Regions from separate parts of the Homo sapiens genome. Here region 1 is linked to region 2. Evidence: chromatin contacts called from ENCODE Hi-C data. All regions are on one chromosome and are shown on one strand. Each heading gives the region's core, a stretch centred on a gene start or an enhancer-like site at or near the end of the contact. The rest is flanking DNA. Distances are from core to core; before and after follow the strand shown.

The links. Hi-C counts contacts between places; a loop is a spot of excess contacts on that map. Pooled maps may share reads with other maps.
Region 1: a loop to region 2 is called in a pooled map, with 20 times the contacts of the local background. The contact joins two enhancer-like sites. A Hi-C loop is called at or near these places in 4 of 37 single-sample maps with no recorded cell type and 9 of 50 pooled maps.

What each region holds. Positions count from the first base shown.
Region 1 is chr3:36,910,976-36,914,269 of GRCh38, reverse strand. The region is part of intron 1 of TRANK1 (tetratricopeptide repeat and ankyrin repeat containing 1); the gene reads left to right. Among named protein-coding and RNA genes, the nearest start is that of TRANK1, 32 kb to the left of the region's middle. RefSeq lists an enhancer at 1,694-1,743. Within about 2 kb of position 1,614, at least 11 of the 41 ENCODE cell types and tissues checked have a DNase peak (open chromatin) inside an H3K27ac peak, as active enhancers do.
Region 2 is chr3:36,675,863-36,679,581 of GRCh38, reverse strand. No RefSeq gene overlaps it. Among named protein-coding and RNA genes, the nearest start is that of DCLK3, 87 kb to the left of the region's middle. Within about 2 kb of position 2,106, at least 4 of the 41 ENCODE cell types and tissues checked have a DNase peak (open chromatin) inside an H3K27ac peak, as active enhancers do.

The sequences.
Region 1 (3,294 bases), core at 365-2,864, 240 kb before region 2:
CCCAGCTACTTAGGAGGCTGAGGCAGGAGAATAGCTTGAACCCGGGAGATGGAGTTTGCAGTGAGCCAAAATTGCACCACCGCACTCCAGCCTGGGCGACAGAGTGAGACTCAGTCTCAAAAAAAAAACAAAAACAAAACAAACCCAAAAACAGTCAAGAGACCCTAGATATTGGGGAGGTAGATAATTATTTATGGTGTTTACTTTTTGCTGTGAGAATGACTTTTAGGTTATAAATTTTACAAAAACAGTTCGGAGCTGGTCTCGTCAACTGGCTTTAGAAATACCATCTTTGGTGTGCATGTAGTTGGGTGTAATTGAGGCTGTAAATAAATGAGGAATAACTTAAAGTTGATGGGCGAAGGGGATAAGTTGCACTGGTAATGCCTTAGGTTTAGTGCAGGCCACTTTACTGGGCTTTGGTCGGGGGCAGGATGGTGAGACAGCTGAGGGGGGTGGTGGCAAGGTGTTCCGGTCTTGTCCTATTTAAATGCCCTGGGTAGGGAAGACTTGGGTGCAGCACCACATACTTTTCCAGGGGCCTTATGAAATATTTTGAGTGAGTTTCTTAAGAAAATTCCTGTTCTTCTTGTCCCACATTTGTACCCCTTTCCCCAAGAAAAAAAGAAAAAAACAAAACAAAACACATTGAAGTCCCCAGGATATATTCTGACTTTGGATTTTTATCCTTGACTGTCTGTGGCACCCTTCCTGCGGGGAAGAGGAAAGAGTCACTTTTAAGAGAGAGAGAAAGAAAGAGAGGAGAGGAGAGGAGAGAAAGAAAGAGAGGAGAGGAGAGGAGAGGAGAGGAGAGAAACAAAGCAAGAAAAAGAAAGCAAGCAAGAAAGTAAGTGAGCAAGCAAGCAAGCAAGCAAGCAAACAGGCAAGAAAGAAAGATAGATAGAAAGATAGAAGGAAAAGGACGGTCATGGTGGCTCAAGCCTGTAATCCCAGCACTTTGGGACACGAGGCGGCCGGATCACTTGAGGTCAGGAGTTCGAGACCAGTCTGGCCAACATGGGGAAACCCTATTTCTACTAAATATAGAAAGTTAGCTGGGCATGGTGGGATTACAGGGCGCACGCCTGTAATCCCAGCTACTCAGGAAGCTGAAGCAGGAGAATGGCTTGAATTCGAGAGATGGAGGTTGCAGTGAGCCAAGATTGCGCCACTGCACTCCAGCCTGGGTGACAGAGTGAGACTCCATCACACACACACACACACACACACACACACACAAAAGAGACATACTCTTTCTAGCTTCAACTTGGATCTACTGCTACTGCCAGCATTCCCGAGTTAATCTTGGATCATTGACTGCTTTTGGGCTCTTTTGGCAACCCTAAACAAAAAAAGCAAGCAAGCAAACAAAAAACCCCAAAAAAATAAAATAAAAAAGTAAACAAATTTGTTGTCAAGAATTCAAGCAGTACCCAGATAATGTATGAAGGGAAAGCCATCCTCTCTGCCCATTTCAGTAATAACCCCTCCATAGGCCATCTGTGTTGCCAGTCTTTGCTGTAATCCTGTATGTCAGTTACAGAACTTCATGTGTATACGTATACACAATGAGTCATAAAACCCACAACCACCTGGATCTGCTCTGTTTCAGACTTGCTTGTTTCAAAATCTACTCAGTGCATTTGCATTTTTCTTGCATCTTCTTCCTCATATGTAGCTCAGCAGCCTGTGACAGCTTCCAACAACTAGAGTTTGAATTCTCATAGAGACATAGTGAAAATTTCTGAAAGCCAGCCAGGCAGCTGTGCAATTGTCCTTAAGTATTTTGTAGCTTTTACACCATTAACGAAACTGAAAGTGCAGGGTAGAGTGCTCAGTGCCAGCCAAAATATAAGATACCCTAGTGATTTTACTGGGTGCTGATCTTTTAGCCTCTGTCTTGGCCCTTCAGAGTGTAGTTTGGCTCTTAAAGTGAGGCCACCTAGGTTGGAATTCTCACATTACCAATTTCAGTGTGACTGTGGCAAGTGGTAAGTGGCTTAACCTGTCTTTGCTTCACTTTCCTTATGTGCAAAATAGAGATAGAGTCACGCTGACCTTATAGCACTTTTTTTTTTTTTTGACAGAGTCTCACTCTGTTGCCCAGGCTGGAATGCAGTGGCTTGATCTCAGCTCACTACAACCTGCATCTCCTGGGCTTAAGTGATTCTCGTGCCTCAGCTTCCTGAGTAGCTGGGGCTATAGGCATGCACTACCATGCCTGGCTAATTTTTGTATATTTTTAGTAGAGATGGGGGTTTCACCATGTTGGCCAGGCTGGTCTCGAACTCCTGACCTCAGCTAATCTGCCTGCTTCGGCCTCCCAAAATGTTGGGTTTACAGGCGTGAGCCACTGTGCCTGGCCGAGGCTTCTTATAAGAATGAAAAGACACAATGATGTAAAGCACATAGTAGGTACTTAGCAGATATTAGCTATGAAGAATATTGTCATTATGGTAAATTATTACCACTTTTATTTAATAATTTCATCTTATAAATAAATCATCAGTTGGTCAGTTTTTTCTTTTTTTTAAAGACCCAACAACGGAGCCATCTGTATTCTATTGTAGAGATATAAAGCATTCTTCCGTGTAATGAGAATGTAACTCTCAATGAATCCTATTAGGAAGAAAAAAGCCTTCTGTATGGTTGGCATTCCTTCTTTCACCTTTGATGTGATTGTATCAATAAAAAGCAGAAACATAGGTGGGTGAATACATTTGTTGTTGCTCACATAACATTAAGAGCTGACTTGGTTTCTAGAGAACTATGAAAAATAATATTGAAATGAAGAGTTTTTTTTTTGTATTTGTAAATACAATGGAAATACCTTGTGTTTGAATTCTTCAGTTAAACCCTTAAAGAGTCTGTTTGATAACATTTATGGTCTGATTAGTAAGAGGGTACATCGTAGAGTGATTGGAAATTCAGAAAATCAAGGAAGAAAATTAAAATTCTGTCAAATCCCAAAGGCGTGGCTTTTAACATTTTGGCATATTTTCAATACATTTTATGTATTTAAAACAATTTGGGATTATATGCCTTTTCAACCTTATAGGCCTATATTTTTCATTTACTAACTTGCTCTGTCATTAAATGTTCTTTTACAATATGCCTTTTCAACCGTATAGGCCTGTATTTTTCATTTACTAACTTGCTCTGTCATTAAATGTTCTTTTACAACACGATTTTTTTTTTTCCAGATGGAGTTAGCGCTTGTCACCCAGGCTGGAGTGCAGTGGCGTGATCTTGGCTCACTGCAACCTCTGCCTTCCGGGTTCAAGCAATTCTCCT
Region 2 (3,719 bases), core at 857-3,356:
CAGCATATCTACACTGTATATGCTCCCTACTGCTTAGTCATTTAGAAGCTGTCTCAGTTGTGATAATGACTGTTGTATTGCAGTGCTTATGTTCAAGTAATTCTTATTTTACTTAATAATCACCTGAAGAACAAGAGTAGTTATGCTGGCAATTCAGATTTGCCAAAAAAGCTGTAAAATGCTTTCTTTAAGTGAAAAGGTGAAAGTTCTCAACTTAATAAGAAAAATATTGTACACTGAGATTGCTAAGATCTATAGTAAGAACAAAACTTCTATTCATGAAATTGTGAAGAAGGAAAATCAAATCTGTGCTAGTTTTACTGTAGCACCTTAAATTGCCAAAATCGTAGCCACAGTTCATGAGAAGTACTTAATTGAGATGCATAAGGCATTAAATTTGTAGGTAGAGGACATGAACAGAAATGTGTTCGATCAACAGCAATCAGATTTGTTACTATCTATGGTTTCACATGTCCCCTGGGAGTCTTGAAATGTATTCCCCACAGAAAAGGGGGGACTACTGTAGAAATCTTATATTTAAACTAGTAGGACTTCCTGTAGCATTTCTTCTAAGGCAGATCTAGGATAATAAACCTCCTCACATTTTATTTATCTGGAAAAAATCTTTATTCTTCATTTCCACTTGACAGTTTTGCTGGATATAGTATATTGCCTGCATTTTTTTTCTTTCAGCTCTTTGAATATATTATCTCACTCCCTGCTTTCCTGTGAGGTGTCTGCTGAGAAATCCATTGCTAATCTTAATAGAATTTTCATTGAACATCATGAGTCACTTTTCGCTTGCTGCTTTCAAGAATCTCTCTTTATCTTTGACTTTTGACAATGTGATTATAATGCATCCTGGTGGGGACCTCTTTGGGTTTATGTTAGTCACGATCCTATTTCTTTATGTTTCTTGCATTTGGATGTCCATTTCCTACCTTAGATTTTGGAGATTTTCAGCAGTTATTTCTTTGAATAAACTCTGTTCTTTTCTCTCTTTCTCTTCTCCTTGAATTCCCATAATGCAGATGGTGTTCTGCTTGATGATGTCCCATAAGTTTCTTAGGAGTTATTCATTTTTCTTTATTCTTTCTTCTTCTGTGACTCAATAATTTTTTATGATCTATTCTCACATTTGCTAATTCTTCCTACTTGATCAAGTCTGTTGTTGTATGTCTCTAGTATATTTTTCAATTCAGTTATTGTACTTTTCAGCTCTATAATTTTTGCTTGGTTGTTTTGTATAGTTTCTACTTCTTTGTTGATATTTTCATTTTGTTTATGAATTGTTTTTCTGATTTTGTTTAGGTATTTATCTGTGCTGTCTTATAAATAATTGAGCCTCTTTAAGACAGTTATTTTGTATTATTTGTCAAGTAATCAATAGATCTCTATTTCCTTTGGGTTGGTTCCTGAAAATTTATCTTTTTTCTTGATTTGGCTATGTTTCCCTGTTTCTTTGTATGCCTTGTGATTTTTGGGGTGGGGGGGGGACATGGGAGCTGACTTTTATGCATTTGAAAAAACAGTGACACTTCCCAGTCTTTATGGACTGGCTTCATTGAGGGAAGAACTCACTAATCATCCTGGCTATAGATTCTGGGGACCTCTGAAAACTTTTTTGGGGGGATGCAACTTTTCTGGGCTTGTACACATAGTTTCCCAATTAGAGAGGTTTGCTAGTTTGTTTTTCAGGAGCTTGTAATCTCTTACTTTTTCTAGTGTCTGTCTCCAGTACTGCAGGTTCTGTGGTGCAGCAATGAGCCACTCTCTTCTCCTTTGTTCTCAGGTCCCCAAGCATCCAAAGTATGACAGCTCCCTGTATGCACATAGAATCAGGTGAGATAGACACTAATCTTTTAGGTAGCTCTCTGCAAAGTTGGAATGCCAAACATATGCTCATTCTTCTCACTACATCCCTAGGGAGAAGCCATGAGTTTGGTGCCTTCTTCTGATTGTTTTGAGATGACTCAGCTTCTCTATGTGGTCATGTAGGCTCTTTGGTGCTGCAGCAAGCTGCCTCATCTTTTCCTTGCTTCAGTGGCTCCCAGGCATGCAAACTATGTCAGTTCTGTTAGTGCCCCAAGTTAGTCAAGACTGAAACCTGTCCTTCAGGAAGCTCTCTGAAAATATTAGAACATTGGATACACGTTCTACTCTTCTTACCCACTCCCCAGAAGCTGTGAGACAAGCTGAGCTTTGTTGGTTTCGGGGAGGGGAAATTAGGAATAAAGTGAAACAGGCTCTTATTATCCAAAGCCTTTCACTCCCTTGGGGCTGCTGCATGTCTTCATTGGTTTCCGGAGTTCTCATAAAAGCATTTTTGTCTGCATATTGTTAAATTGTATTTTCCCTGGGGAATAAGGGCTGGGACTTTCTATTCTGCCATTTGTCTCTGAAACAACTACTTTTATGCCAAGATTTTATTTAATTTGAGACTTTATTTTATTTTATTTTATTATTATTATACTTTAAGTTTTAGGGTACATGTGCACAATGTGCAGGTTAGTTACATATGTATACATGTGCCATGCTGGGGTGCTGCACCCATTAACTCGTCATTTAGCATTAGGTATATCTCCTAATGCTATCCCTCCCCCCTTCCCCCACCCCACAACAGTCCCCAGAGTGTGATGTTCCCCTTCCTGTGTCCATGTGTTCTCATTGTTCAGTTCCCACCTATGAGTGAGAATATGCAGTGTTTGGTTTTTTGTTCTTGCGATAGTTTACTGAGAATGATGATTTCCAATTTCATCCATGTCCCTACAAAGGACATGAACTCATCATTTTTTATGGCTGCATAGTATTCCATGGTGTATATGTGCCACATTTTCTTAATCCAGTCTGTCATTGTTGGACATTTGGGATGGTTCCAAGTCTTTGCTATTGTGAATAGTGCCGCAATAAACATACGTGTGCATGTGTCTTTATAGCAGCATGATTTATAATCCTTTGGGTATATACCCAGTAATGGGATGGCTGGGTCAAATGGTATTTCTAGTTCTAGATCCCTGAGGAATCGCCACACTGACTTCCACAATGGTTGAACTAGTTTACAGTCCCGCCAACAGTGTAAAAATGTTCCTATTTATGCACATCCTCTCCAGCACCTGTTGTTTCCTGACTTTTTAATGATCGCCATTCTCACTGGTGTGAGATGGTATCTCATTGTGGTTTTGATTTGCATTTCTCTGATGGCCAGTGATGGTGAGCATTTTTTCATGTGTTTTTTGGCTGCATAAATGTCTTCTTTTGAGAAGTGTCTGTTCATGTCCTTCGCCCACTTTTTGATGGGGGTTTGTTTTTTTCTTGTAAATTCCTTTGAGTTCATTGTAGATTCTGGATATTAGCCCTTTGTCAGATGAGTATTTTAAAATAATACTATACTTTAATTTCTTTTAAGCCAGTTGTCCCTGAACTAGTTTTTTGAGCTATTTTAACCAAAGAAGGTTAAATGACCAAGTAAATTTGGGAAATGCTGGTTTAAACATGGTTAAATCGATTTCCATTTTGAAAGAAGACCCAGAACCTTTAATATGCTAATGAGCACTGTGACTCTCCGAGAGAGCAAGTAGTTTCACAACCCTATTTGATTGTGGAAACCCTTTTCTTTTTCTTCCTACAGCATTCAATAATATCTAAGGAACACACAAAACATTTCAAAACAGCAGACAGGATACATGGTTGAACCTGCCCTTGGTGTGTTCAGCATTCCA